Regions from separate parts of the Homo sapiens genome. Here all the other regions are linked to region 2. The links are chromatin loops, found by intact Hi-C in ENCODE. Cell type or tissue: mammary epithelial cell. All regions are shown on one strand. Region 1 has its middle 10 kb from the start of LAMC3. Region 2 holds the start of FIBCD1-AS1 (FIBCD1 antisense RNA 1). Region 3 has its middle 65 kb from the start of ABL1. Region 4 overlaps LAMC3 (laminin subunit gamma 3). Region 5 overlaps ABL1 (ABL proto-oncogene 1, non-receptor tyrosine kinase). Region 6 overlaps EXOSC2 (exosome component 2). Region 7 overlaps ABL1 (ABL proto-oncogene 1, non-receptor tyrosine kinase).

Region 1 (4,000 bases), 57 kb before region 2:
CTAATTCTCAATCAAGGACTCTGCCTGGATTAATTAATTGGTCATCTTCTCAATTCAATCTGTGCGACACAGAAGCCATTGGCCACATGGTGTTCAGGAACAGACCTGGGTTCAGATTCTATCTCCACCTCCTGTGTGGCTGTGGAGGGTAGTGAAGCCTTGGTCTCCCCTCCTTCTTGGATGCCTCCCTGATATGCCAAGCTTGCCACCCTAAGAGCTACTCTTCCCGGCTGCCTTTGCTGCTAGGGCCCTGTATGTAGAATAGGTCCTGCCAGGCCGGGTGCGGCGGCTCATGCCTGTAATCCCAGCACTTTGGGAGGTTGAGGCGGGCAGATCACCTGAGGTCAGGAGTTCAAGACCAGCCTGACCAACATGGACAAACCGTGTCTCTACTAAAAATACAAAATTAGCCAGGCGTGGTGGCACGTGGCTGTAATCCCAGCTACTCATGAGGCTGAGGCAGGAGAATCACATGAACCCGGGGGCCAGATGTTGCGGTAAGCCGAGCTGAGATCGCGCCATTGCACTCCAGCCTGGGCAACAACAGTGAAACTCCGTCTAAATAATAATAATAATAATAATAGGTCCTGCCAGCCGGGTATTTTCACTTGAGATTTAGAAGATGGAAGTGGGCAGAGGCCATCTTCTGCCCTTCTGGTGGATTTTTCTGGTGCAAGTGAGGTCACAGAGAAGGGAGGTTTTCAGCCTGACCTGCTTCCCATTCTCCAGTCCTGCGTGTGCTGAGAGGTCTCTGTGTGGTGGCGGTAGCAGGAGCAGTGCTTCCTGACTCTTATTTCCAGCCCCTGGATTGCAGGCACAGCTGTGAGTTTTCAGAGCCAACAGCGGTGGCAGCCTCAGAGGTGGTGGCAGCTTCCCTGGTGGGTCAGTTCTGCGGTGTCCCAGGTATCAGCCCCTCCAGTCCTCCCAACCATTTCCTGAGCACTTAGTGACCTGTGTTCAATCCTTCCTGTTGGATATACACAAGCACATGGCAAGTGCTTGGCTCAGAGCTCAGCATGGAGTAAGTGCTCCATAAATTGTTATTGCTATAATTCCCACAAGATCCTGCTCTCTATGAGCCCATGGTCTGGTTAGAGAGGAAAAGCGTTCATTAAAAAATAGTCTGATTGGCCAGAAGTGGTAGCTTATGCCTGTAATCTCAACACTTTGGGAAGCCGAGGCTGGTGGACTGCTTGAGCCCAGGAGTTCAAGACCAGCCTGGGCAACATAGTGGAATCCTATCTCTACAAAAAATACAAAAATTAGCCAGGCATGGTGGTGCACACCTGTAGTCCTAGCTACTGAGGAGGCTGAGGTGGGAAGATCACTTGAGCCTGGAAGGTAGAGGCTCCAGTGAGCTGTGGTCATGCCACTGCACTCCAGCCTGAGCAACAGAGTGAGATTCTGTCTCAAAAAAAAAAAAAAAAAAAAGAAGAAGAAGAAAAAGAAAAGAAAAGAAGGAAGGAAGGAAAGAAAGACAGAGAGAAAGAGAAAGAAGAAAAGAAGAAGGAGGAGAAGGAGAGGGAGGGAAGAAGAAAGAAAGGAAAGAAAGAAAAGAAAAAGAAAGAAAGGAAAGGAAGGAAGGAAAAGAATGAAAGAAAGAAAGTCTTTTTTCTAACTAAAGAAAAGAAGGGAACAGCCAGATGACATTCCAAGGCTCGTTTGAACCTGTTTTATAAGACTGAGTTGTGGTCATTTGTCCCTCGGCAAACGTACTGTTACCCACTGTTGAACTTCTCCTGTCTTGGGCTCACAGTCAGTGAGGCAGAGGCGTGATATGCATAGGTCTGGACGCTGCAACGAGACACATGCAACAAGACAGTGCCTGGAACGGGTGCAAGGAGGGTGGGGTGGCTCGTTCTGCCTGGAACTGGAGGATGCTTCCCAGAAGAAGCAGCATTTAGGCTGAGCTGTAAAGGATGAGTAGAGGAAAGGGCGTCCCAGGCAGGAGCACGCGCAAAGGCCCAGAGGCGTGCACAAGCAGGGGAGGTCGGCATGTGTTTGCAGTGTTGGGTAGGGAGCTGGTCCTGTGGGGTGAGGCTGGAGCAGGGCACAGAGGCCAGAGGATGTGGGCCTCTCGGCAGTGGCAGTTTGTCCTGCGAGGGTCTGCAGGGGCTGGAGGTTGTGAGCCCCTGGGGGACAAGGACCACGTGTGTCCCGGCCTGGTGTCCCCGTGGCCTGCACTGAGCGGTGTTCAGGAGCATTTCTGGAATGAATGAGACCCCCGCGGCCGGCAAAGACGGATCCTTTAGGGGCTGGGCTAGAGATGAGGGCTCCTTCAAGAGGCATCAACTGGGTGCTCACTGACCTCGCCCAGCCCTGGCAGCAGCCCTTGAAGGGACCGTCCTGCCTGGGCTGGTGATCTCATTTGCGGAGGTCTCCCAGCAACCTCGTGCCTTCTGCCTTCCCAGCTTCTCCTCCCAGCTCTCACCGTCCAGCTGCTCAAGTTCACCCGGGACCAACCACCAGGTGGCGATGTTGGCCACAATACGGGGACGGGCCCCTCTCTGGCCCCTGGTGGCCTAGGACACCCCGGGCCATTGCTGCACAGGGCAGGGGAGCTGACCAGCGCCGTGGAGGGGGGCGCGGAGCTCCATCGGACAAAGCTCCTTCCCGAGGCTGCTTTCTGGGTGAGTGGCACAAGCACGTCTCAGGCCCCGAGAGCAAGAGGCTCTGCCGTCTGACCCCCGCTAGCCCTTCCCCAGCCGCTCGGGGCCCCAGCGCTGAGTGTGGAGCAGCCAGGTTTATGGGGAGCCCAAAGGGGGAAGGAGGGGCTCAGAGTGGGGGTGACTCCCAGGAACACACAGCGGGAGTGGGCAGACCCAGGGCCAGAGCCAGGTCTCCCTCCATCCCACTGCTGAGGACAAACTCCCCGGGCCCCCATCCTGAGGCCCCTCAGCCTCCATGGGGCGGCCGGTGGGCACTGGCCTCTCAGACTGACCGCTGTGTTCAGACAGCGTGAGTAGAAGGGATGGCACTGTGGGTGGGGTGGCTAAACATCCCCTGCTTCCCTGTGGCCTGGGATCCGATAAGATGGGCCTATAAAGATGGTTGGATCCAGGGCACAGGCTGTACAAATGGGGAAACTGAGGCCCAGGGAAGAGAAGCAGTTTGTTGGGGACACATTCAAGGCAGGATGTGACCGGGTCTCTCCTATCCCTGTGGTCAGCTCCTCCTAGGATAGGGTTCGGGGAGGGTCTACAGAATTCAGGAAGCAAAGTATCCTCCCCGGGCATCGGGGTGTCTGTGCACCCACAAAAAAGTCTCAGAATAACCCCCCAAATCTGGGCAACAAGGGGACAATAAACACCTGCACTGCCGGAAAGGGCTGGGAAGGAGCCAGGAGAACTGAGGAAGCCAGTCTTTGGGTGAGGGCTGCCAGCTCTCCATCAGGGGAAGGTTCTGAGTGGCACCTTCTGGTAGGGCCCCACACCCTGGCAAGACATCTGACCCCTGAAGCCGGGGGTCCCCTCTTTACACACATGACCAGAAACCCACAGAAGCCACAGGCTGCATGGCCTCAGTTTCCCTGCAGCCTGGAGCTTTGGGGCCCCTCTCCAGATCCCCAACCTCCAACCCCTCTCCCTGACACCTGGTGGCAGCCCCTGCATCCCTCCCCCAAGTGGAGCCCTGCTGCCACCTAAGTACCTCCCACCATGTCATTTGAGGTCCCCTGCTGGTACTAGTTCCTAGGGTCCGTAAGTGGCACCTGTGTCACACTGGCCTTGACCCACTGGTGGGTGTGCCTGGACAGGCGGCTTTGGTCCTGTGCCCTACCCCAGGATCACCTGTGTCTGGGATTGCTCTGGGAGCAGGGACCCCTGAATATTTCCTTCAGGGGTTCAGGGAGCTGTCCTTAGCACCGGCAGAGAGAGCTGATTCGGGAAGGAGAGGAGTGGCGTTGGAGAGGGTCTCCGGAGGGGAAGTGGGAAGGGTACAACTGAAGAAGCAACTGCAAGTGCCAAGCGGGGAGGTGGGAGGCGAGTGAGAGGAGCAAGGC
Region 2 (4,000 bases):
GTCAGAGTCAAGTTGAAACAGCTTTATGGCGAGAGCTGAGTACCCTTGGCAGTGCGGGGCAGAGGCTGAGTGGATGGGGACCAGAGGTCCCGACCTTCTGGCCAGCCAGTCCCCCAGGCCCCGAGAGACTGGCACATTGGCTATTCTGCCCACGTCCGCTAAGCCCTGCTGCATGCTGGCTCAGCACGCTCACCGGGTGGCTCAGGCCCAGCTCTGGCAGACGAAGAGGCACCGAGGTATTGAAGAAAGAGAGATAGTCTCTGGAAGTGCACACACTAGGGTTCAAATTCTGCCCCACCGGCCAGGCGCAGTGGCTCATGCCTATAATCCCAGCACTTTGGGAGGCTGAGGTGGGCAATTCATGAGGTCAAGAGATCGAGACCATCCTGGCCAACATGGTGAAACCCTGTCTCTACTAAAAATACAAAAATTAGCTGGGCGTAGTGGCGTGTGCCTGTAGTCCTAGCTACTTGGGCGGCTGAGGCAGGAGAATCGCTTGAACCCGAGAGGTTGCAGAGAGCCAGTGAGCCGAGATTGCGTCACTGCACTCCAGCCTGGCGACAGATCGAGACTCCGTGTTAAAAAAAAAAAAAAATTCTGCCCCACCAATGGCTGTGTGGTCTTGATTGAGTTACTTAACCTCTCTGAGCTTCTGTTGCCTCATCTAGAAAATGAGGCTATTAATAACACTTACAGGTCTTGGGTGAGGATTACTTGAAATAAGATGGTATTGTTAATGGTATTGCTGTATCCAGCACATGGAAATGTTTGGTAAATGGTAATTCCATATTGATTTTTTTTTTTTGAGACAGTCTCACTCTGTCGCCAAGGCTGGAGTGCAGTGGCACGATCTCGGCTCACTGCAACATCTGCCTCCCAGGTTCTAAGTGATTCTCCTGCCTCAGCCTCCGGAGTAGCTGGGATTACAGGAGTGCACCACCACACCTGCTAATTTTGTATTTTTAGTAGGGATGGGGTATCACCATGTTGGCCAAGCTGGTCTCGAACTCCTGATCTCAGATGATCTACCTGCCTCGGTCTCCCAAAGTGCTGGAGTTACAGGTGTGAGCCACTGTGCCTGGCCCCATATTGATCGTATCATCTTATTAATTACACAATTACCCAGGTCATGTAATTTACCTTTCTGAATCAGTTTCCTCATCCACAAAGTGGGGACAATAGTATTCACTTATTAGGGGGCTGGGAGGATATGAGGTGCCCAGCACAGCGCTGAGCGTGAGGGTGCTTCCAACAGGTGGCTGTTGGTCACGGCTGGCACCCTGAATGTTGTCCCCCTATGTCCCTTGCTGCTCTTCCTTGTCTCCCCATGGACTATTTTTCCACCCCTCCCATGTCGCCGTACTGCCTGCCCTGCACCCACTCCCTGCTAAGGGAGGGGTCCTGCATTAGGGCCCCAGCAGCCATGCCCCCACATTGGACCTGACCAAGGTCTGATGGGTTGGTACCTGACCAAGGACAGCTGTCTTTGGCCATCTGCCACTTATGATTGATATGCCTGGTTCAGTCCTAGATAGGAGTTGCCCATTGGTGGGGCCATCATATCCAGGTGGCCTTGGAAAGGCAAAGTAGGAACAGGCAGAATTGGTGAGCCAGAAAGAGGAAGGTGAGGGGATGCGCAGAGAGTGAACAAGTTACCAGGCAACCTCGAGTCTAATACCATGCAGCCTCCCGGTCCTGTGTTCTGGCACCCTGAGGTGCTGGCTCGTCCCTGACAAGGAATGCTCAGTCTTGGGCTGGCTGGAAAGCCCTGATTCTGTCCTGTCCCACCTGCTGAGCACAGCCCAGCTCGCCCCCAGTGCTCTGTGGTCATCAGCCTTGTCAAAGGGAAATCCGAGGGTGGAGGGCCTGTCTGCTCTGTGGGGTCGGCTGCCCTTTCTCTCGCACAGATCTTGGCTGTGGGTCAGCACTGGCTTCTGGGATCCACTTCCATTTTATTCCTCTCCACCAATTCGGAGGCTCCAGTGAATGGGGGCGGCCCTCCCTTCTTCCAGAACGATGTCCTAAGTGTGTCTGCTGAGTGCAGTGTGTAAAGCGCTGAGCAGACGCCTGCAGGCTCATGCCAGTCCTGCATCACGGCTGACCCTTCTCCTGGGGTGTTGAGCAGAGGCGTCAGCACAGAGGGGGTGACAGAGTGAGGCCCGCTCCCGAAGACACACACGTAAGGCACTCCCGCAGGCTGAACCTGTGGCTGAGCAGGTGAGATGATTCAACCTCCAACCTCCTCCAACACTCCCAGCAGGAGCCGCTAGGTGGCCCCCGCTCACCTGTCCAACCGCGCTTCTGCAGGCCCGGGAGGCGATCCTCCAGAGCGTCCTCCGGTCCTCCGGTTTGCACCTGCCCAGGTACGCCCGGGTCACTCCCCTAGCTCCGCCTTCCCTTCTGCGGCCCCGCCATTGGAAATGCCTTTCCTTCAGCACCCAGACTTCTGGATGCTGCCTTCATGGGCCTTGGGGGCGGGCTCACACCCCTCCATCCCAGGATGCCTCCCTGACTACTCTGAGCACATCTCCAAGACCTCCTCCGTTGGTCCTTAGCACCCCTCCCGTGGGTTCTCAGTTCAGCCCCCCACCCCCGCTCCACCCCCCAGGGTGATCTTTCATCTGTGCACAAATGCGTCTGGAGTTTACATCCTCTCGCCAAACTGTGGAGTCAGAGCCTTGCATTTCCGCCACCTGCCCGCTTTGTGCCTGTAACTGCACAAGGGCCTGCAAACCTCGCCACTCCCCACCAATAGGCAAGTCCTTGTTTACGAGGAAACTGAGGCTTGGGGATGACGTGGAATCTGCCCAAGGTCACAGCAGGAACATCTGAGCCTTGCCCTGCTCAGGTGCTGTGATGCACTGTGGCAGAGCCCTTCTGAAGCGTGTGCAGTCAACCCTTTGGCTTACATGGGGAAACTGAGGCTCGGAGAGGTATGTTGCTTGCCCTCAGCCACACAGCCAGGGCCCTGTGCCCTCCACCACATCCTTCTTCCCAAGTCTGAGGGCCCTCTAGATCACCTGCTGACCCTCTTAATTCATAGGAAAGGCCGAGGGGCCAGAAAGGGCCAGAGGCCAGAATTGGAACCTGGGTCTCCTGACTCCCAGCCATTGCTGTGGGATCCTCTCCAACTCCCGGGCAGCCTCAGTCCGGGAAGCCGGGATCGGGCCGTAGGTGAGGCCAGCGGTTGTCCTGGAAGGAAAAGGCGGCTGGGGACAAACAGCCGGTGGTTTGTGAACCCAGCGCCTGGCGGGTGGCAGTCTCCTCGGATGGCACCGGGCCACAGGGTCCCCCGCTCCGGGGTCCAGGGAGTGCCCCAGCCCAGGCTGGACGCGGCCCCCACCCCCAACCAGTCTGCCCCGCCAGTGCCGGACGCGTAGAGGGATCGGGAGAGGGACGAAGATGGGGCGACAGACTGGCAGCCAGTGGGGGAGAGACGGAGACGGTGCCAGGGAACAGCGCGGCGGCCAAGGCGCCCCGGGAGCCGGAAAACAGCTTTGGGGAGAAGCGGGGGCGGGGAACGGGGGTCTGTCTGGAGCTGGGGGAGCAGAAAAAGATGGGGACGCAGAAAGGGGCGGAGGAGGGGCGGCCGGCGGGCTCGGCGGGGCGGCGGGAGGGGAGCGCGGCGTCGGGCAGTGTGGGCGCCTCCCGGTCAGAAGCCACAATAGCAGCTCGTTCGCCGCGCAGATTAAGGACTTTGTCAATTACCTCCGAAGGCCGCTCCGGGCGGATTAAATGCTTTTAAAAGTGCTGCTGGTGGGAAGGGGCAACTAAGAAGCCCCCTCCTGGCACAAATCCCCTCCCGGCGGAGGAGAAGGCGGGGGCTGGGACCACGCGGGGCGCGCCGGGGAGCGCGGGCGATCGGCCGGGAGCGCGGCCGAGCGCGGAGCGGCTGGTACTCGCGACCACAGCGCCGGCGGCTGTGGCAGTGGTGGGGACCCCCATTTCGCCCACGGGCCGCCCGGGCAAGGGGGCGTCGTGTGGGCTTTCCGACCGCGGG
Region 3 (4,000 bases), 170 kb after region 2:
TTCCCATGCCCTTGCTCAGGACATTCACTCTGGCCAGATTCTGTGTCTCCTGCCTGTACACTTTCCTCTTTTCAACAGATTTGGGGTGTGGTGAAATTCCACCTCAGTACCCCAGGCCTCTTCATATGCCCAGATCCCGTCTCCTCCTCTTCTCCCACCAAAAACCACTCCCATCTTTTTCCCTGACCAGTCACCCTAGTGAGGAGATGTCTCTTTCCTCTCAACCGCTATAATTCTTCACATGTCTATTACTAACGTCAACCCAGTAAGGTCTAGCATTTGAATCCAGTGTCTCAGTGTTTCATCTTCTCTATTCAATTCCTGAAAATCATGACCATCTGTGAGTCTACAGTAGCACAAGCTCAATGCCTTGTACTCATGTGGACAAACAGTAAATACTTGGCAAGGGAATTGATAAGCATATGAAGGATGAAAATCCTTCAGGGAGAGTGTATGTTTGGGAGATATCTCTCTACCAAAGATGCAGGTGAGCTGACCAGACCAGTGTTCCGATGTAAATGACTGAAATCCAGCCAGTCACAACTGCTTAGAAGTATCCATTTCAAATCTAAAAGGCAGGGAAATACTGTGCTTCAAGAGAATCACAACTGAAATGTTAACATTATTCTCCCTAAGGCAGTTACCAGGAAGCATTTTTTAAAAACACCAACTTTTGGCTGGGCGCAGTGGCTCATGCCTGTAATCCCAGCACTTTGGGAGGCCAAGGCTGGCGGCTCACCTGAGGCCAGGAGTTTGAGACCAGCCTGGTCAACATGGCGAAACCCCATCTCTACTGAAAATACAAAACTTAGCTGGGCGTGGTGGCACGTGCCTGTAGCCCCAGCTACTCAGGAGGCTGAGGTGGGAGGATTGCTTGAGCCCAGGAGGAGGAGGTTGCAGTGAGCCAAGATTCTGCCACTGCACTCCAGCCTGGGCGACAGAGTAAGACTCTGTCTCAAAAAAAAAAAAAAAAAAAGAAAGAAAGAAAGAAAGAAAAAGTCATTTGACCAAGGAAACTATACTGCAGCTTCTCTTAGGCTGGGTACTGCTGCTATCCCAGTATGACTTAAGAACACATTAGGTTAAAAATAAATAAATAAATAAAAACATCAGCTTTTGAAGGATAAATACCTATGATACTTTCCTTACAGATGTATTTTTTCTTTTCCTGTCAAGCACATAAACTTCTGAGTGAAGATATTTGGAACACTTAAAAAGTATAACATCAGTTAATGTACATGAATATGTCATAATGCCTAAGAAAGAACAAATGTTCCTGTATTTTGGCATCTGTATAAGTTATCAAGCTAATAAAATGACAGGACCCTACTTCCCTAAAAAAAACTTAAAGCACAAATGTAGAATATAAACTGGCACTCTACTTAGAAGGCTGAGGTGGGAAGATCACTTGAGGCCAAGAGTTCAAGACCAGCCTGGGCAACATAGTGAGGCCCCATCTCTACATACATACATACATACATACATACACACACACACATACATACATACATACAGCTGCCCCTATCAACTCCATGCCTAATACTCAATGCTGGCCTACAATTTTCAGTTTGGCTTTTGAAGGGAGCACCACCATGTGGTGAATGTTTTTAGTACACTTTTAATACAGATCCCAATAGGATGTTATATACATGTAAAAAGGAAGAAACCAATTATCCAGGCCCAATACAATGTAAAATAAACAGATATAGACACATTTTATAACATTACTTTTATACTGACCAAATTTTAGAGTTCAACTATTAAGAGTTGAGATATTATCTGTTCCTTCAGGAGGATTCAGATTATGAACCTCCTTTCATGTTAGTAAGTGAGACCCAGAGTCGGTAATTCACCCAAGGGACTAGGTTAAGGGGTAGGCTGGGAATGTGATAGTACCGGGTCTACAACCCTGGTCTCCTGCCTATTTATATTGTCCCACATCTCTTCTCTTTTATGTGAAATACAGATTATTTGGAAACTTAAATTTTTATTTATTTAACAAGCAGATATATAGCATTTACTATGTGCTGTAACTGTTCTAAGCACTTTTAAATATTTGAAAGCAATATTTAGAACAGTGCCTGCACACAGTAAGCACTATATGTGCCAAGTAATTAAAAGTTTGAAACCTCCAAAACCTCCAAATAATTTGCATTTCGTGCCGCTCCTTTCCTATGGAGACTCTGAAGAAGACTGTATTGTCAATCTTTTAAACATTTTTGGAGACAAGTGCTTATGCTGTGGCCCAGGCTGGAGTGCAGTGGTGCAGTCATAGCTCACTATCACCTCAAACTCCTGGGCTCAGGTGATCCTCCTGCCTCAGCCTCTTGAGTAGCTGGGACTACAGGTGTGCACCACCACACCCGGCTAATTTTTCAATTTTTTGTAGAGATGGGGTCTTGCTACATTGCCCAAGCTGGTCTTGAACTCCCGGCTTCAAGTGATCCTCCCGCCTTGGCCTCTCAAAGCATTGGGATTACTGGCATGAGCCACCATACCCAGTCTTATAAATCTTAATAATCTTCTAGGGTTTAAAAAAAAAAGAGAGAGAGAGAGACAGAGAGAGAGACAACTGGTAGAAATAAAGACAACAAAGCCAGAGTTCTGTGCTCTAGGACCCTGGAGCACTGTCCTTCAGCTGGTGAATGGATAAACAAACTGTGGTACATCTATGCAAGAGAATACTACTCAGAGACACAAAAGGAGGAAATGTGGATAACATGCAACAACGTGGTTGACTCCTCACCCATTATATTGAATGAAAGAAGCCAGATTCAAAGGCTTCAGACTGTACTATTCCATTGATATGACATTCTGGAAAAGGCAAAACTACAGGGACAAAAAAACAGATCAGGGTTGCCAGCAGCTGGGAGAAGAGAGAAAGGATGACTACAAAAGGGCCGCACAAGGGAATTCTAGGGGGTGATAGAACTGTTCTGTATCTCAAAAGGGGTGGCAATTTCACAAGTGTATGTATTTGTCAAAGTCCATAGAACTGTATAATAAAGAAGGGGAATATTATGATATGTAAATTATACCTCAATAAACCTGACTAAAAAATAATACAATACAATACAATAAAAGACTAGGGGCCGGGGACGGTGGCTCACACCTGTAATCCCAGCACCTTGGGAGGCCAAGGTGGGTAGATCACCTGAGGTCAGGAGTTTGAGACCAGCCTGGCCAACACGGTGAAACCCCATTTGTACTTAAAATATATATATACAAAATTAGCCAGTCATGGTGGTGCACACCTGTAATCCCAGCTACCTGGCAGGCTGAGGCAGGAGAATCGCTTGAACCCGGGAGGTGGAGGCTGTAGTAAGCCAAGATAGCACCATTGCACTCCAGCCTGGACAAGAGCGAAACTCCAACTCAAAAAAAAAAAAAAAAAAAAAAGACTAGGGCCATAGTTTGGCTCTCCAAATTAAAGCTAAAGAAGTTGCATTCCATAAAAGTTAAACAACAACTGATTAAACTGTTTTCCTCTATAACCGACCTACTCTAGTTAGACCTTTGGCCCTTACTAACTTTATAACTACCTTTTATAATAGTTACAAGTTATTGATCTAACTATACAACAAGCACTATTCTGTTTCTTTAGGTTTACTGCTTAATTTTCTGTGCCAATGACAGATGTATGTGAAATAAAGAGTGAAAAATTCCCCCTCACGTCCCCAGGCCATACCCACCCCGATCCATTCCACTCTCAAAAGATAACCACTATCGACAGACCTTTCTCAACATATTTACAGACCCGATTTTTCTCTGTAGTATAAATGGGATTATATTACCCTTGCTTTTCCATTGAACACATTGAACACATCAATCCACATAAAACTACCTCTAGCTCTTTAACAGCCACAGAGTGTTGTACAGAATGACAGCCACAATTATGTAGCTGTTCCCAATGAACAAATATTTAAGTTACTTCCAATTGTCTCTAGTTAGGTTTCTCATAGGGGTTTTAATTTAATTCTCACAAAGACCCTATAGAGTG
Region 4 (4,000 bases), 110 kb before region 2:
TCAGTGGGGTTTTGAGCTCAGCATGAAGACAGCCTGAAGACCCCCACATGGGGGCCCTGGGACATCAGGGCCATCTCTAATAGTACCAGACTTGACCTCATCTTCAGGTTCTCAGAGAACTTTCTCACCTGTGACCTCATGAACCCTGTCCTTCCAGTGGCCCATGTCATTAACAGCACCTCAGGCAAGGAGGCCACCTGGTTAGGAAGGGGCCCAGCCACGACGGGAGCCCAGGCCTTCTGGTCCCCAGTGCCAGTTCAGTGCCTCCTCCCTCTGGCCACAGCAGTTAACACGGAGCACAGCCCAGCACACAGCGAGTGACCTTAAGGAGGTGCCTCTCCAGGGGGTAGCGGGCAATGAGGCAGAGGCCAAATACCTGGGGCAGCCAAGGGGTAAGAAGGAAGGAACGGAGTGGGGAAAGAGGTCAGAGAAAGGAAGATGTCAACATGAAGAGAAGTTTGCAGACAGGCATTTAGAAGGAACTAGAAGGCCAGGCACAGTGGCTCATGCCTGTAATCCCAGCACTCTGAGAGGCCGAGGTGGGTGGATCATCTGAGGTCAGAAGTTCGAGACCAGCCTGGCCAACATGGCGAAACCCCATCTCTGCTAAAAATACAGAAATTAGCCAGGCATGGTAGCAGCTGCCTATAATCTGAGCTACTCAGGAGGCTGAGGCAGGAGAATCGCCTGAACCCGAGAGGCGGAGGTTGCAGCGAGCTGAGATTGTGCCACTGCACTCCAGCCTGGGTGACAGAGCAAGACTCTGACTCAAAAAAAAAAAAAAAAAAAAAAAAAAATCAGCTGGGTGTGGTGGCTCACACCTATAATCCTAGCGCTCTGGGAGGCCGAGGCAGATGGATCATGAGGTCAAGAGATCAAGACCATCCTGGTCAACATGGCAAACCCCGTCTCTGCTAAAAAAATAAAATAAAAATAAATAAAAATAATAAAAATTTAAAAACTACTTGTTTTCTTTTTTTTTGAGACAGAGTCTCACCCTGTCACTCAGGCTGGAGTGCAGTGGCGCGATCTCGGCTCACTGCAACCTCTGCCTCCCAGGTTCAAGCGATTCTCCTGCCTCAGCCTCCCGAGTAGCTGGGATTACAGGAGCTGGCCACCACGCCTGGCTAATTTTTGTATTTTTAGCAGAGACGGGGTTTCGTCATGTTGGCCAGGCTGGTCTCGAACTCTTGACCTCAGGTGATCCGCTCCCCCCACCCCCACCCCGGCCTCCCAGAGTGCTGGGATTACAGGCGTGAGCCACTGCGCCCAGCCACAGTTTCCATTTCTAAGACAGCAAATATCCATACAAACCACCCACATAAACAAAAGCACTTTGGGGTTCTCAATAATTTTCAAGAGCATAAAGGGATCCAGAGGCCGGGTGCGGTGGCTCACACCTGTAATCCCAGCACTCTGGGAGGCTGAGGAGGGTGGATCAGTTGAGGTCAGGAGTTCAAGACCAGCCTGACCAACATGGTGAAACCCCCGACCTGTACTAAAAATACAAAAATAAGCTGGGCGTGGTGGTGGGTGCCTGCAGTCCCAGCTACACAGGAGGCTGAGGCAGGAAAATCACTTGAACCTGGGAGGCGGAGGTTGCAGAGAGCTGAGATCACGCCATTGCACTCCAGCCTGGGCAACACAGTGAGACTCCGTCTTAAAAAAAAAAAAAAAAAGAGGAATTCAGAGACCAAAAAGTTTTGAGAACTCCTGCGCAAGGGCAACTGTGAGACAAAATGAGATGACACCCCTGAAGGGCCGGCCACACCCAGTGCCTGGCCCAATGTGAGAACAGATCATGACACTGTTCTTAGGGTCTAGAAAATGAGTCCTGCCCAACGCTGACACCCTAGACCCCCGGACCCAGGACCCAGACACGCGGCGCCGGTCCGCGCATCTCTCGGTCCTGCTTTCTGCGCGGCTTCCAGCAGAGGGCGCGCGGCCCTCATGTCTGGGGCCGCCCCAGCGTCGGCCCTGAGGTTCTTCTGTTTCAGCTGATGCCTCGCTCCTTCCTGGGGACAGGCGGAAGGTGCGGGGCGCTCCGTGGGACATCGCTGGGGCCCACGCAGCCTCTGGTTTAATGCAGAGCTCCGAGCTCTGCTGCTTTCCTCTTTAAATATGCGGCTGTGCCACCTGGAGTCAGGGACCACGGTATAGGCCACCACAGCGGTTAAGGGCAAAACAGCTGGGCGCGGACACTCATAATCCCAGCACTTTGGGAAGCCGAGGTGGGCGGGATTGCCTGAGCTCAGGAGTTCTAGACCAGCCTGGGCAACATGGTAAGACCCCGTCTGTACAAAAAAAAAAAAAAAAAAAAAAAAAATACAAAAATTAGCTCGGCATGGTGGTGCACGCCTGTAGTCCCAGCATTTTGGGAGGCGGAGGTGGGCAGACTACTTGAGCCCAGGAGATTGAGACCAGCCTGGGTCTAAAGACATGGCAAAACCCTGTCTTTAGAAAAAAATATAAAAATTAGCCGGGCACGGTGGTGCACACCTGTGGTCCTAGCTACTCAGGAGGCTGAGGTGGGAGGATCACGTGAGCCCAGGGAGGTGGTGGCTGCAGTGAGCTGTGCTGTGCAATCTTGCACCACTGCACTTCAGCCTTGGTGACTCAGCAAGACCCTGTGTCCAAAAAAAAAAAAAAAAAAAAAAAAAAAAAGGAGCAAAACTCAGGAGCTGACAAATGCAGTGCTCACAACTGTTATGTGGCCTCAGGCAAGTGGCCTACCTTTTGTAGGTCTCAGTTACTTCATCATTGAAAGGGGAATGAGAATCCTTGCATGTTAGGTGCTCAGCACAGTGCCTGGCAAACAGCAGGTGCTCAATAAGTGGAGGCCAGGAGACTGAGCCTGAATCCCCAGTGTTTAGACACACCAAGGGAGGCCAGTCTCAACGGGGTGAGTGGGAAATTCCCCTACAGGATCCAAAAAGCGTCACGTACCCGGCCCCCAACCCCACCACGGGTATAAAGAGAAGAGTCAGGGACTGGGGAGGGAGCTGGGGGTCGCAGGTGGGCACTGGGGAGCCATCATCTCACCCCCGACCCCACCTAGGCTGTGCAGGCCTGTGGCTCCTCTCCACAATGGGAGATCCACTAATGCAAGATCTCCCCAGGGCAGGATCACCTGCCTAGGCTGGGAGCAGACCCTTGGGAGGCGTTTGCAGGGAGCATCTCTTACCCTGGTGGAAATCGCTGAGGATGTGATGCACCTGGAACTGGGCAGTGGACGCGCACACCTTGGAGTGGCCATAGCAGAAACAGCTGCTGCAGCCAGCTGGATTGTGGGGCTGCAGGTTAAAGGTCCCCGGGCGACATCTGAAATGGAGGCAGGACATGCCCACGAGGGCCACGTGAATCAGCCAGGAAGGGGCGGGGCCAGGGTATCCCAGCTGGACCAATGAGAGTCTAGAATCACTGCAGAAACTTAAAAACAATTTTTTTTCAGAATTCTAGAAGAGTAGTAAGAACATTACAGATTGTTCCCATACCTGCTTCAGACAGCCTCCCCTGATGCTGACATCTGACATTACCACAGTACATTTGTCAAAACTAAGTTAACTAAACTCCAGACTTTATTAGGTTTTGTTTTTTTGTTGTTGTTGTTTTTTTTTTTTTTTGAGACAGAGTCTTGTTCTGTGGCCCAGGCTGGAGTGCAATGGTGCAATCTTGGCTCACTGCAGCCTCCGCCTCCCGGGTTCAAGTGATTCTCCTGCCTCAGCCTCCCGGGTAGCTGGGATTGCAGGCGCCTGCCACCACACCCGGCTAATTTTTGTATTTTTAGTAGAAACGGGATTTCACCATGTTGGCAGGTTGACCTCGAACTCCTGACCTCAGGGGATCCGCCCGCCTCAGCCTCCCAAAGTACTGGGATTTCAGGCTTGAGCCACCGCGCCCAGCGACTTTAATAGGATTTCTCCACTTTTTCCTCTAATGTCTGGTTTCTGCTGCAGGATCCCATCCAGGACACGGTGTTGCATTTAGTGGTATCCTTGTT
Region 5 (4,000 bases), 56 kb after region 2:
GCACAGCCCACTCCCAGTGATGCCGGTGGGGCCAGGCTGCCAGCAGGTAAGCGCCAAGGGTACAGAAAGGGTCCGAGCATAGCAGGGCAAGTGCCTGAAAGATGGCTGTGGGCACCCAGGCCGCAGAGGCCCTGGGCAGCTGGGGGCAACCTGCCACCGTTCTGCTCTGTAAGACCTGATGCCGGGCCCCAGCCCCGTCGGGAAACCAGAACCCACTACATCCCGGCCCCGCCACCGCACAGGCTCAGAACAACAGGGCAGGATCACAGGCCGAAGCAATCTGCCAAGAATTCTAATGTAAACACTGATTTATTTAAAAAATACTACAGAGGACAGATTTGGATTCAAAAAAAACCACAGAGAATCATATACAGAAACAAAATGCACTGGACCCCGAGAAGCAGAGGGGGAGCCACCACAGGCCCCCGAGGGGGCAGGGCAGGACGCTATGCACACGCCACTTAGAAAAGAGCGTCTATAAAAGATGCATACCAAGAGATACGTGTAAAATATAGTGGCACATCACGTTAACAAAAGGAAGGGACCAGTACCTCATGGAGACAGGCAGTCGGGGGACCTGGGTGGGCGCTTTGCTCTGTCTTCAAGGCCGCTGTCGGTGACTAGTGCCTCCCTCCGGCTGCGTCACAGCCGTCGGGGGCAAAGAGGTGATGTGCTGTAAGAACCGCATAAAACGATCCAGAGGAAACCATTTCTATCAGAAAAATAAAGTACAAGTTTAGGTGATGAGCGTAAAGCTAGGGCCTGTGCGAGGCTGCTGGCACGAGGCGGTATGAAGGGGTGGGAAGGTGGCTTCTCCCGGCGTGAAGCCTCAGGGGCGGCCACCTGCCCACTGCTCTCGGAGTTAGCTGCTCTGTCAAGGTCCAGGAGACCCCGGGTCCCTGCCCAGAGTCACAGCCCCCGTATCTGGGCTCCGGCCTGGGGCAGCCTCGGGGAGAAGATGGCAGGCGTGCTCTGTGAAATACGTGAGGCTTTCAGGGGCTCCGTTTGTGGTTTTCCTAACCCTCCCTGATGACCCCCACAGAACATGAGGCTATGTCACTCACGGTAATTAAATAAGACATTCGCCCAGTTCAAGAGTGCAGCCAGGACCAGGACTGGCCAGGCCCTTTCCTCCCACCTGTGCGCAGGTGCCCAGTGGCAGCTCTATTCTCTCTCAGGGCGGCTACACAGAGGCAGGGCTTTGAAATGCTTCAAGAACTCAGAAAAGTGAAGGCTGTCTTGTTCCAAAGGAAAGGGCCTTGTAAGAATCTACTTTGTCTTAGAGGAGTGGGGGAGGGGAAGGGCCCTTTCAGGGCACCCAGATGTGTGAAAGGACGGTTCACTCTGGGCCCTTGCAGACCTGCCTGGGCCCAGTCTGGGGCTATTTGGCACCAGCTGTTCACCCCACTAGCCACTGCCTCCCTTGTCCCCTGCCTCCATTCTGCTGGGGGAGGGATGTCGGCAGTGACAGTGACCTGCCACCCTTGAGACTCAAGCTTTCTTGCCAGGATTCACAGTGCACGTCACAAGAGAGCAAGAGCTGGGCTCTGGGGATGTGGACAGATGGAAAGGACATGCCCCATGCCTCGATCCTTTTCAGCTCCCACCTGCCCAGGACCCAAAGGCTGGTTGGCTTTAGCACCCTGTTTTCCACCCAAATCAAGAGCTGTCCTGCACGTGAGGAAATGGCGAGTGCACCCCACCCCGGGCAGCAGCAGAGGGCAGAGTGACCAGCCGTGTGCATGCCCGTGCATGCCCTTCCCGAAATGCGGTTCTTGAAACATGTCTTCAGCACACGACGGGCAAGGCCAGGGAGTGCAGGCAGAGGGCCTGACACACAAGGCCTCAGTTCAGGCTTCCATTCTTGGAGAAGTGGAAGAAGGAGGCCCAGCCGGGGGAGGAGGGGCTCCAGAGAGAAAAAAATGAAAAAGACAGTCCACATCAGCCGTTCCCACCTGGCCTGGAGAGCTCAGTCTGGGGCACTAGGTGGGAGCGGGGCTGGCGGGTCCTGGCATGCCGACTGCAGTCCACGGAGCAGGAACTCCACAGATAAAATTCGAGGACAGAGACGGAGCGGGGAGGAGGAAGGTGCGGGAGGGCAGGCGGTGCAAACGTAGGTAGTAGAGCTGGACTCCACAGGGCCCTCAGCTCTGCCTGGCGCAGAGCTCCTGGGCCAAGGTGCTGACTCACTAGTCCCTTGTCAGCCACTGTCACGGGTATGGGCGAGCCCGCATGTGCTGCAGGCAGCTCCGACGGGCCTGACACCTGACCCCTGACTGCTGCTACCTCTGCACTATGTCACTGATTTCCTTCACCGAACTGAGGAGCTTGCTGAAGTCCTGAGTGGCCGCTGGACCACTGCCTGCTGTCGCCGGGCAGATCTGAAGCTCCCGGAGATTATTCTCCAGTTTGTTGATGGCCTCTCGGAAGGCAAACTTGTTCCTCATTTGCTGGATGGAATCCACATAGCTCACGCAGAACGTGTAGAGGTTTTTGCCGGCCTCCAGCACTGCGCTGTGGCTGGCCATCTGCTCGGAGTTCCTAGAGATGGCGAGGCACAGCGCCTCGGTGCTGTCCAGGACCACGCCCTTGGTGATGGCGCCGCTGGCGATCCGCTCTGGAGGCTGGCGGGTTTTCCGAAGAGACACTCGGGTTGATATGAGAGGGATGAAGGCGGTGGAAGACGGCTGGTCCCCTGCCAGGGCCGAGGATGCTGATGGCAACGTGGAGGGAACGGGGGCTGGGCTGATGGGGGTCCCCGACGGCTTGGCGGACTGTGGCTTTGGAGTGGCCGGGAGCACGGGCTTTTTGAGGCCCTCTCCCGGCTGGCTGGGCTTGGCAGCGTCACTGTTCACAGCATCAACCAGACTCGTGGCTTTTGTCTTTGCGCCCAGGACTGCCTCCCCGGCCGCCTCCTGGCTCGGGCTCTGCGAGGGCTTTCCTCCAGCCTTCCCTGCAGAGGCTGCTGGTGGGGGCGGCGGGGCAGGTTTGAGCCTGGACAATTTCCCCTTGTCCCTCCCTGGCGACTCAGAGGAGTGCTTGTGCCTCCTCACTCTGGACTCCTCGGCGGGGCCCTTGCTGGTGCCCCCTGGTGCACCTGAGCCTGCTTTGCTGGTGGGGGTCACTGGCTCAGCTGCAGCAGGGGTCCCTAAGGCACTGCCCTTTCCAGCTTCTTCCTTGTGGGGGAGGCCCGAGGCAGGGGCCACGGTGACCTGCCGCCGGAGGGGTTTTGGAGTCAGGTTGGGCGGGCTGGAGCCCGGGCTGGACTCCATGATGTCTTTGAAGACCTCATCAGCAGCTTCCTCATTCTTTTTCACCAGCCTGGGGGGAGGCGTTACTGTGCCTCGGGTCACCTGGTCAGACCTGTTCTCCCCTGCCCTCTTCCGAGGCAGAGCCGGCTTCTCACTTTTGTGCCCTCCAAATGTGGACGAGTCAAACTGTCTTCCCGTGGACTGCAAGTCCCGAGGCAGCGTGACTGACCTCCACTCCGTGTCCTTGGCCCCATGGGGAACGCAGGAGGCGGAGCAAGAGCGCAGGAAGCGCTTGCTGGAGCTGCCACCGCCCTCCTCCTCGCCGGTGGCTAGGCGGCTGCTGGTCAGCGTGCTGGACTTCTTCCACAGGTGGGGAGACCGGAAGCCTGAGCCCCCGGACTCCCGGAGGGCTCCATTGGGGACCCCAGCCCCATTGCTGGGCTTTGGGGACTTGGCTGGGTCAGCTGTGTCCAAGGGGGTGAAAGCCAGTGCCCCGTTGCTGATGTCTCGGCCCTCTTCCTCGCCGGCCCCTCTGCGCTCCGGCTGGCCGTCCATCTCCCGGAAGGAGCTGCTGCGTTTGGGAGGGGTTGGGGCTGTCTTCTTCTTCTTCTTGATCAAGGCGCTGAACAAGTTGGTCTTTTTGTCTTTGGGGAGAAGGCGCTCATCTTCATTCAGGCCGCCCTCCGGGGGACCTCGCTCTTTTCGAGGGAGCAATGGAGACACGGCAGGCTCATGGTCCAGAGGATCTG
Region 6 (4,000 bases), 240 kb after region 2:
GCCGTTAACATAAACTTTCTGTATTCCTTTCATGTCTCAGAGACTAAGCGTTACAAGATATGATCTGCTAGAAGCAGCCTAATAAATCAGCAAGATGCTCTGGGATATAGTCGACAAGAACAAAGATATTATTCTGACATTCATCCAAAAGCTGGCTGAAATTTGGGAGAGGTAAGATGTAGTCCAGAGGTTGCTCTCATAAACTAGTCCCACCTGACACCTCCTGCCCCAAAATCCTTAGACTGACACTAGGCATTGAGAATATTGCAAGTTTCTTAGGGAAAGATCTACCAGACACTCATTAAGGCTGTTTCAGGCCAGTTCATACTGACGGATGTTGGGAAAGTATTGGGGAGATGTGCATATTGTCTCTGAACAAACAACAGAGCAGCTCACAGATCAGTGAAGAAGGGAGAGGCCCTGGGGAGAGTACCTGATGTGGAAGGGATGCTTCATAGCAGTACAGGATGCTGGTATCATACAGCATCATCCTCTGAGTTACCAGCGAGATGATGCAGTTCCGAAGCCGGGATATCACCTCTCGATCAGCAAGAGAGACAGGCTATAAGGAGACACAGAGAGGGGAAGGGAAATACAAACAGGACCAAAATACGTGACCAGCCACAGAAATTCACAAATAAATCATTTATGACTCAGACAGTATCACCCTGGAACTCCAAATCAACCAAACAGCTAATTCCAAGGGAGATTAAAAGGAATGGGGCAGGGTGCAGTGTCTCATGTCTGTAATCCCAGCACTTTGGGAGGCCGAGGCGGGTGGATCACAAGGTCAGGAATTCAAGACCAGCCTGACCAACATGGTGAAACCCCATCTCTACTAAAAATAGATAAATTAGCAGAGCATGGTGGGGCACACCTGTAATCCCAGCTACTCAGGAGGCTGAGGCAGGAGAATCACTTGAACCCAGGAGGTGGAGCTTGCAGTGAGCCGAGATGGCACCACTGCACTCCAGCCTGGGCGACAGAGCAAGACTCCGTCTCAAAACAAAACAAAACAAAACAAACAAACAAAAAAACAGAAAAAGAATGGCTTCTTCACTGGCTCTTCGGCTATTACCCTGCAACTTTGCCACCTCCACCAACAAACACCAAACCATTCACTGAATTCATCTCCTTAGAAGAGAAGATAATATGGGCTTCATGAACATACCGTGATGGAAAGTCAAAGTGACTCAGCCTACACCAGTAACATAGCTAAAAACAACCAACTTCACTGGCCACAAAAACACAGCAAAGACTGAGCCCCCTCCATCCCACTGAAAATGGCCACAGTGTTTGCTCACCTCCAGGTTTGCAATGAAGCCCCCTGCTTCCTCTTCTTTGTGCTCAGGTGTTGGGTAAATCCAGATGAAGCCGTTGTTACCGAGAATCACTGAGGCACCACATGGCAAATCATGAAAGTGGGTCTTCTGCCGTTTCACCAGGGAGGGGGAAACCTGGACCAAAACCCCCTGACCTAGCTAAAGAAATATATCACGAAGCTAGGTCACTGCAAGATTGGCGGGATGAATGAAAAGGAGACTACAGAATATACATCCTAAGTATATTCAAATTGGTGTCCTTCCTGTTTATAATTGCTGTCGCCTACATGCATACACATAGTACACATTTTTGCAGAGAACGCTTTGGGACTCAGAGGCTATTCATACATCCCAGCAGAAGGTGACCTTCAATACTCTTCTCTGTCATTTCCCTTTGCAGTCTTCCTTGCACTCTAAGCCAGAACTCATGTGCCAGACATTAGAGAAGCTGAAGCCAATGAGGAAGTGAGCTGGAGCCTCCTGCTGGCCCAGGAGCACTGCGTTGTTCCATGACCCTAGCTCATACCTGAACCCCAAACACTCATCTTGCCTGTGAGATGTGTGCCTCTGGGTAGGTAAGGAGATGGGTGGAGCTGGGTGCAAATCCATGTCTGGTCCTGGCAGGACAGCTCAAGTCCACGTCCTGCCAAGGAAGAGTCCGCAGGACCCAGGGTTGTGAAAGTCAGCATACTGCAGCAGTCCTCTGCCTACTCCATGTACATCAACGTGGCTGTCTGCAGCCACTCCATTAAGGGAAGAGGTTTTTGTTCCACTCAGAAAATAAAAACGTTCACCCAGATAAAGCTAAGAGACTAGTAAATCCTAATTTGTTTTAGGAAGTATGCTCTCCTTAAAATAGTAAATAGCTTCAATAATGCAACCTCGTACAAGAAAAGCAGTGAAATTCCATTTAGAGGCTCAGATGACAGAGCAAGCTTTGCCAGCAATAACATCCACTGGACTGATTGGACGTTTGTCTAAGGGCTGTTTAACCAGACCCAGCCTGCCTTTGTTCCCAGGACAGCCTCAGCCCCAGTGCTGAGCTGCAGCGCCCCCTGGAGGAAGAGAGACAGCTGCACCTCCCAGCCCACAGTTGGAGGGGCTCTTCTGGTGAAAGTCAGTCTCCTTGGAGAAAAAGGATAAAACTTGTTCTTTACAAGGCTACTGACCCATGACCCTGTGAACCCTGACCGTCCTGATGTTACGTTTAAGGAACACGATCAGTTTGTGGGATGCCAGCCTCTATTAATGCTTAGCTACTGGGGTTCTTTAGGCCAGAATTCCAGAGAGCTATGGGGATTCAAAAATAGCCTTGTAGTCTCAGTCAGCAAACAGGAACATCAAGAGCCCGACTTACTTTTCCATATTTCAGGCTCCTCGTGTGCAAAGAGACAGCTCCGTCAGAGAACACTGCCTGGACCTCAGCCTGGCCAGGGTGATGAAGGAACAAACAGCAGCCTTGGCCACACACTGTCCTGTCCTCTGCAGCCTCTCCCCTTGACCCCACACCTCCATCTTTTCCTCCCCTCTCCAATGGTCCAGGCTCAACAATCTTTGACCCAGAGCACATCACTGTGACCTTACCTCTCCCCTTGGTTGTCATGAATATCTTTTTTTTAAAAATACAGACAGAAGGCCAGGTGCGGTGGCTCACACCTGTAATCCCAGCACTTTGGGAGGCTGAGGCAGGTCGATCACCTGAGGTCAGGAGTTCTAGACCAGCCTGACCAACATGGAGAAACCCCGTCTCTACTAAAAGTACAAAATTAGTCGGGCATAGTGGCGCATGCCTGTAATCCCAGCTACTCAGGAGGCTGAGGCAGGAGAATCGCTTGAACCCGGGAGGCAGAGGTTGCAGTGAGCCGAGATCCCACCATTGCACTCCAGCCTGGGCAACAAGAGTGAAACTCCGTCTCAAAAAAATAAATAAATAAATAAATAAATAAATAAATAAATAAATAAAATAAAGACAGAGGCCAGGCATGGTGGCTCATGCCCGTAATCCCAGCACTTTGGGAGGCCGAGGTGGGCAGATCACCTGAGGTCAGGAGTTTGAGACCAGCCTGGCCAATATGGTGAAACCTGTCTCTACTAAAAATACAAAAATTAGCCAGGCATGACGCACGCCGGTAATCCTAGCTATTTGGGAGGCTAAGGCAGAATTGCTTGAATCCAAGAGGCGGACGTTGCAGTGAGCCGAGATCGCGCCACTGCACTCCAGTCTGGGCAACAGAGCAAGACTCCGTCATTAAAAAAAAAGAAAAATTTAAAAAATAACATAAAATAGAGACAGAGTCTTGTTCTGTCACCCAAGCTGGAATGCAGTGGTGTGATCATAGCTTACTGTAGCCTTGAGCTCCTGGGCTCAAGCAACCCTCTGGCCCCAGCCTCCTGAGTAGCTAGGACTACAGGCATGTGCCACCACGCCCGGCTAATTCTTTTTTAATTTTTTTGTAGAGAGGGGGGTCTTGCTATGTTGCCCAGGCTGGTCTTGAACTCTTAGGCTCAAGCAGTCCTCCCTCCTTGGCCTTCCAAAGCGCTGGGATTACAGGCATGAGTCACCACACTCGGCCTGTCATTAATATCTTGACGTGAACAACACCTTCTCCACTCCCTGCGCTAAAAGTTAACACCATTAACAAAAGCCTAGTCTAAAGCACAGGCCACCGTAAGTTACA
Region 7 (4,000 bases), 72 kb after region 2:
TGGGGCCAAACTTTTCAATTCTCCCCCAGGCAACAGGGCAAAGCTGGCTTGCATGTGCCGACAACCTGCTTCTGGTGCCTGCTAGGCAGGCCACATGTGCTTCCCCACCTCTTGGAGCTCGTGGGGGTGTGGGAGAGCTATACGGGCAAACACCACAAACGTGACACACTTTCCCCAGGGAACCTGGTTTCCAAGGGGTGCTAACACACTCAGCCTAAAAAACATCACCTGAAGAATCTGAAATGTACCTGATTTAAGGGAAGAGACCCTCATGACAAGAAAGAGGTATTGCATCACAAAGAAGAACGATGTCTCAAAGTACAGTAGCAACAGAGGATGCTGAACTATTCTGGCACGTGGTCGTGGGCTCTTAATGAAGCAGTCATCACTGTCTGTCAGGTCAATTACTCACAGTCTAAAATAATCCTCACCAGCAGCTCCCCTACCAACAAATTCATAAGGATCATCAGTACATGTCACATTTTAACAAGTCCATGGTATCTAAATGCCAAGGGGGAGAAAAAGATAGGAGCATGGGCCCGGGACAGACAGGCCGTGACTTCTACAGGTCCTCTCATCTTTTCAGTCTGGGGTCAAGTCTGAAGTGCCGTGGCACTGAGCCCTGGGGAGAGCCCCATGACACAGAGCCTTGACCTTGGCCTACATCACTAAGCCTCTTTTTGACTTAAAAAATGCTACTGTCTACTGAACTGACTATCAGAACAAGAAGCAGGTGGGTGTTAAATGATATGGTCTGTTTGCTGCGAAAACCTGGCTACAAAGGCCAAAGGAGGAAGCGAGATGCCTCCAAGTTTCAACAGAGTTTGGAGAGAAAAGACTGCAGGGGAACAGAGAGTGAATGGCTTAAAAATTAGGCTCCCCAAAGAGGAAGGCTTGATCAACTTTCTATTAAACGTAGAACCTTGTATGTTCCGGCCCGTTTGGGAGACACCGTGTCCTGATGGTCCTGCTTGCTATGGCTGCCCCAGTTCCCCACCCTGCTGTGGGGGAGGCTTCCAGAGGACGGGCCAACCTTTACTTACAGCCTTCTTGCTTTGGCCAATCCTGTTTACAAGTGAAGCGTGACCAATGAGGCTATGTGTCAGCCCATTATCTCTTAGCTCAGGGCTCCGTGAGGCTGAAACTTGGAAACAATTTATCGCTCTTTAAAAATGGTGAGCTGCTCTTAATGTCAATTAAACCTCATTGGTAGTCACCATGCCAAGCTGTCCGAGGGGGAAAGAGCTCACCTCTGTCACCACCCCATTGGCCGTTTAATTCTTCTGAGCCCTCTCTGCTCCTTAATGTGCTCAGCAGACCATGCTGTTTTTTGGCATGGAGTGCTCTGATTTACCAGGGTGACATGCTAATGTCAAAGGCTGGACAGTGAACGCCTGCCAGTATCCGGGGATTCAATGCTGCTCACGTATAGGACTGGGGCTTTAAGAATCTTGCTTGATCAACAATATGGTTAAAAAGTAGCTCTCAAAGGAAGCTTTCGAAGCAAGTGGGGTTTTTCTGTTTTGAAGACTACATAATAAACCACATACAATGAAATCATTTCATAAATATCATTTGCTTTTATAGCTACTGACCCTCTTCTAAAAGACCCATGTAATAATCTTGAGAGGTATGTACATGCAAAAGGAACATGGCTCTCAAAGGCAGCCCTCTTCTCATCTGTCTCTCTTACATACACACAAACACACAAGGGAGGAAAGTACAAATAATTCCTTTTCTTATAGAAAAATCAATGTGAATTTGTCTCCCCCTGCTGGAATCAGACCTTGTCCAATTTATAATTTTAACTATTAACAACAGCTGGCCGAGTGTGGTGGCTCATGCCTGTAATCCCAACACTTTGGGAGGCCAAGGTGGATCACCTGAGTTCCGGAACAACCTGGTCAACATGGTGAAACCCCATCTCTACTAAAAATACAAAAATTAGCCAGGCGTGGTAGCGCATGCCTGTAGTTCCAGCTACTCAGGAGGCTGAGGCAGGAGAATCACTTGAATTCGGGAGCAGGAGGTTGCAGTGAGCCAAGATCGCACCACTGCACTTCAGCCTGGGCGACAGAGTGAGACTTCATCTCAAAATAGAAAACCAAAACAACAACAACAAAACAGCCTACGTTTGTAGTTGTGTTAAACTGGAAATATCCCTGACGCAATTCTGTGACATTCCTTTACTTTCATTAAAAAAATTCCTATCATTTTGCTGAAGAAAATTCTCTTTATATAGTAAAATAAAGCTAACTCAGATGAATGAGGTGAAGGAAACACTTTGAGTGAAAGCTATGAATTTTCAGCCTGGTCTCTTCTGTGCTTGTTAGGGAGGGAGATGGGTCAACTGGCCTCTTTGCACGGACTGACGAGGCTGGCCCAGATGCAGATGAACATTCTGGGCGGTACGGCGGAGCGGTTAAGAGAATGACTTGTGGATTATACTGACCTAGCTCTGCTGCTGTGTGACCATGGTAAGTTACTCACCTTCTCTGAGCCTGTTTTCTCATCTGCACAACAGAAAGAATGTCAGTATCTCCCTTGTGCACAGAGTGCCAAGAGCAGTTCCTGGCATGAGGCCAGCACTCACTCAGCGGTGCTTGCTTTTATTACTATTAAGGCAGTTTATCTCTATTCCTGAGTAGACCGAACAGATAGCTTGTAGAAAACAAAGGCTGGTTCTTTAATGAATACTAGGGTTGTTTGTCTTCTCACAGATACATTCTCCCAGACTCAACATCTCACAGGTATTTTCTTTTTTTTTTTGAGACGGAGTCTTGCTCTGTCGCCCAGGCTAGAGTGCAGTGGCGCGATCTCGGCTCACTGCAAGCTCCGCCTCCCAGGTTCACACCATTCTCCTGCCTCAGCCTCCCGAGTAGCTGGGACTACAGGCACCTGCCACCACGCCCAGCTAATTTTCTGTATTATTAGTAGAGACGGGGTTTCACCATGTCAACCAGGATGGTCTTGATCTCCTGACCTTGTGATCTGCCCTCCTCGGCCTCCCAGAGTGCTGGGATTACAGGCATGAACCACTGCACCCGGCCCTCATAGGTATTTTCTAATCAGTTTCCTCCTTTTTGCTCACCCCCAAGCACAGGTATTCTACAGCATGAAAAAGAACACTGTTTTTAAAAATGGCTTGGCCTCTCTGGGGGGCCGAGACAGGCAGATAACTTGAGGCCAGGAGTTCGAGACCAGCCTGGCCACATGGTGAAACCGTGTCTCTACTAAAAATGCAAAAATTAGCCGGGCGTGGTGGCAGGAGTCTGTAATGCCAGCTACTCAGGAGGCTGAGGCAGAAGAATTGCTTGAACCTGGGAGGCCGTTGCAGTGAACTGAGATCATGCCACTGCACTCCAGCCTGAACTACTGGGCAAAACTCTGTCTGAAAAAAAAAAAAAAAAAAAAAGAAAAAGAAAAAAGAAATGGCTTGGCCTTCCAGCAGTTTCTGTGTAGCAGGCTTTCAATGTCTCGCTCTCAGCAGGGACCCCCTCCCTGAGCAGGGCCATTATCTACAGATAGATCAGTTTCCACATCTGTTTCTGGTTAACCAAATGCTAGGTGAGAGAGGTTACAGGCACAGTGAAACACCACAGGGATTATCCTTATTTCCAATATTCCTTCACCCATCAGATGAATCAGGATCAACACAGCTAAATACACTGAAGAGACTGCTGGGTGTGGTGGCTCACGCCTGTAATCCCAGCACTTTGGGAGGCCGAGGAGGGCAGATCATGAAGTCAGGAGATCGAGACCATCCTGGCTAACATGGTGAAACCCTGTCTCTACTAAAAATACAAAAAATTAGCCGGCGTGGTCGCAGGCACCTGTAGTCCCAGCTACTCGGGAGGCTGAGGCAGGAGAATTGCTTGAACCCGGGAGGTGGAGCTTGCGGTGAGCCGAGATCACGCCACTGTACTCCAGCCTGGGTGACAGAGTGAGACTCTGTCTCAAAAAAACAAAAACAAAAACAAAAAGCAAAAAAAAAAAAACC

The links. A loop is a pair of places that touch in the nucleus more often than their neighbours do. Peaks named below come from ENCODE experiments on the same cell type or tissue, not always from the same donor. Only the 100,000 strongest peaks of a DNase experiment are listed, where the experiment ranks them.
Region 1: it touches region 2 in a loop (10-fold over the local background); 16 of 110 quality-filtered maps call a loop at or near these places.
Region 3: a loop joins it to region 2, with 7 times the contacts of the local background. A loop is called at or near these places in 48 of 110 quality-filtered maps.
Region 4: it touches region 2 in a loop (11-fold over the local background); 16 of 110 quality-filtered maps call a loop at or near these places.
Region 5: a loop joins it to region 2, with 6 times the contacts of the local background. A loop is called at or near these places in 52 of 110 quality-filtered maps.
Region 6: it touches region 2 in a loop (8-fold over the local background); 89 of 110 quality-filtered maps call a loop at or near these places.
Region 7: a loop joins it to region 2, with 9 times the contacts of the local background. A loop is called at or near these places in 84 of 110 quality-filtered maps.

What each region holds. Positions count from the first base shown.
Region 1 is chr9:130,996,967-131,000,966 of GRCh38, reverse strand. No RefSeq gene overlaps it. Among named protein-coding and RNA genes, the nearest start is that of LAMC3, 10 kb to the left of the region's middle. RefSeq lists an enhancer at 2,366-2,415 and a silencer at 2,526-2,585. In mammary epithelial cell, a CTCF peak has its summit at 2,471 (motif pointing right); no DNase peak of the experiment used is centred here.
Region 2 is chr9:130,939,530-130,943,529 of GRCh38, reverse strand. FIBCD1-AS1 (FIBCD1 antisense RNA 1) reads right to left here and starts at 3,184. Exons shown (of 3, transcript XR_930398.3): 1 at 3,088-3,184. It also overlaps a transcript of FIBCD1 not described here. RefSeq lists silencers at 44-217, 2,134-2,428 and enhancers at 1,986-2,205, 3,651-4,000. In mammary epithelial cell, a CTCF peak has its summit at 2,275 (motif pointing right); a DNase peak (open chromatin) is centred at 2,289; H3K4me3 peaks cover 320 bases; H3K27me3 peaks cover 240 bases.
Region 3 is chr9:130,768,729-130,772,728 of GRCh38, reverse strand. It overlaps a transcript of ABL1 not described here. Among named protein-coding and RNA genes, the nearest start is that of ABL1, 65 kb to the left of the region's middle. RefSeq lists an enhancer at 3,871-4,000. In mammary epithelial cell, a CTCF peak has its summit at 1,580 (motif pointing left); no DNase peak of the experiment used is centred here.
Region 4 is chr9:131,044,845-131,048,844 of GRCh38, reverse strand. LAMC3 (laminin subunit gamma 3) reads right to left here. Exons shown (of 28, transcript NM_006059.4): 8 at 3,185-3,321. Among named protein-coding and RNA genes, the nearest start is that of LAMC3, 38 kb to the right of the region's middle. In mammary epithelial cell, a CTCF peak has its summit at 1,926 (motif pointing right); no DNase peak of the experiment used is centred here.
Region 5 is chr9:130,883,966-130,887,965 of GRCh38, reverse strand. It overlaps ABL1 (ABL proto-oncogene 1, non-receptor tyrosine kinase), which reads right to left. Exons shown (of 11, transcript NM_005157.6): 11 at 291-3,997. The coding sequence ends at 2,283. Among named protein-coding and RNA genes, the nearest start is that of QRFP, 11 kb to the left of the region's middle. RefSeq lists an enhancer at 3,437-4,000. In mammary epithelial cell, a CTCF peak has its summit at 1,722 (motif pointing right); a DNase peak (open chromatin) is centred at 1,795; H3K27ac peaks cover 540 bases.
Region 6 is chr9:130,699,615-130,703,614 of GRCh38, reverse strand. It overlaps EXOSC2 (exosome component 2), which reads right to left. Exons shown (of 9, transcript NM_014285.7): 6 at 2,680-2,748; 7 at 1,305-1,481; 8 at 434-562. Among named protein-coding and RNA genes, the nearest start is that of EXOSC2, 7.8 kb to the right of the region's middle. In mammary epithelial cell, a CTCF peak has its summit at 2,380 (motif pointing left); no DNase peak of the experiment used is centred here.
Region 7 is chr9:130,867,936-130,871,935 of GRCh38, reverse strand. The region is part of intron 4 of ABL1 (ABL proto-oncogene 1, non-receptor tyrosine kinase); the gene reads right to left. Among named protein-coding and RNA genes, the nearest start is that of QRFP, 27 kb to the left of the region's middle. RefSeq lists an enhancer at 844-1,043. In mammary epithelial cell, a CTCF peak has its summit at 1,764 (motif pointing left); no DNase peak of the experiment used is centred here.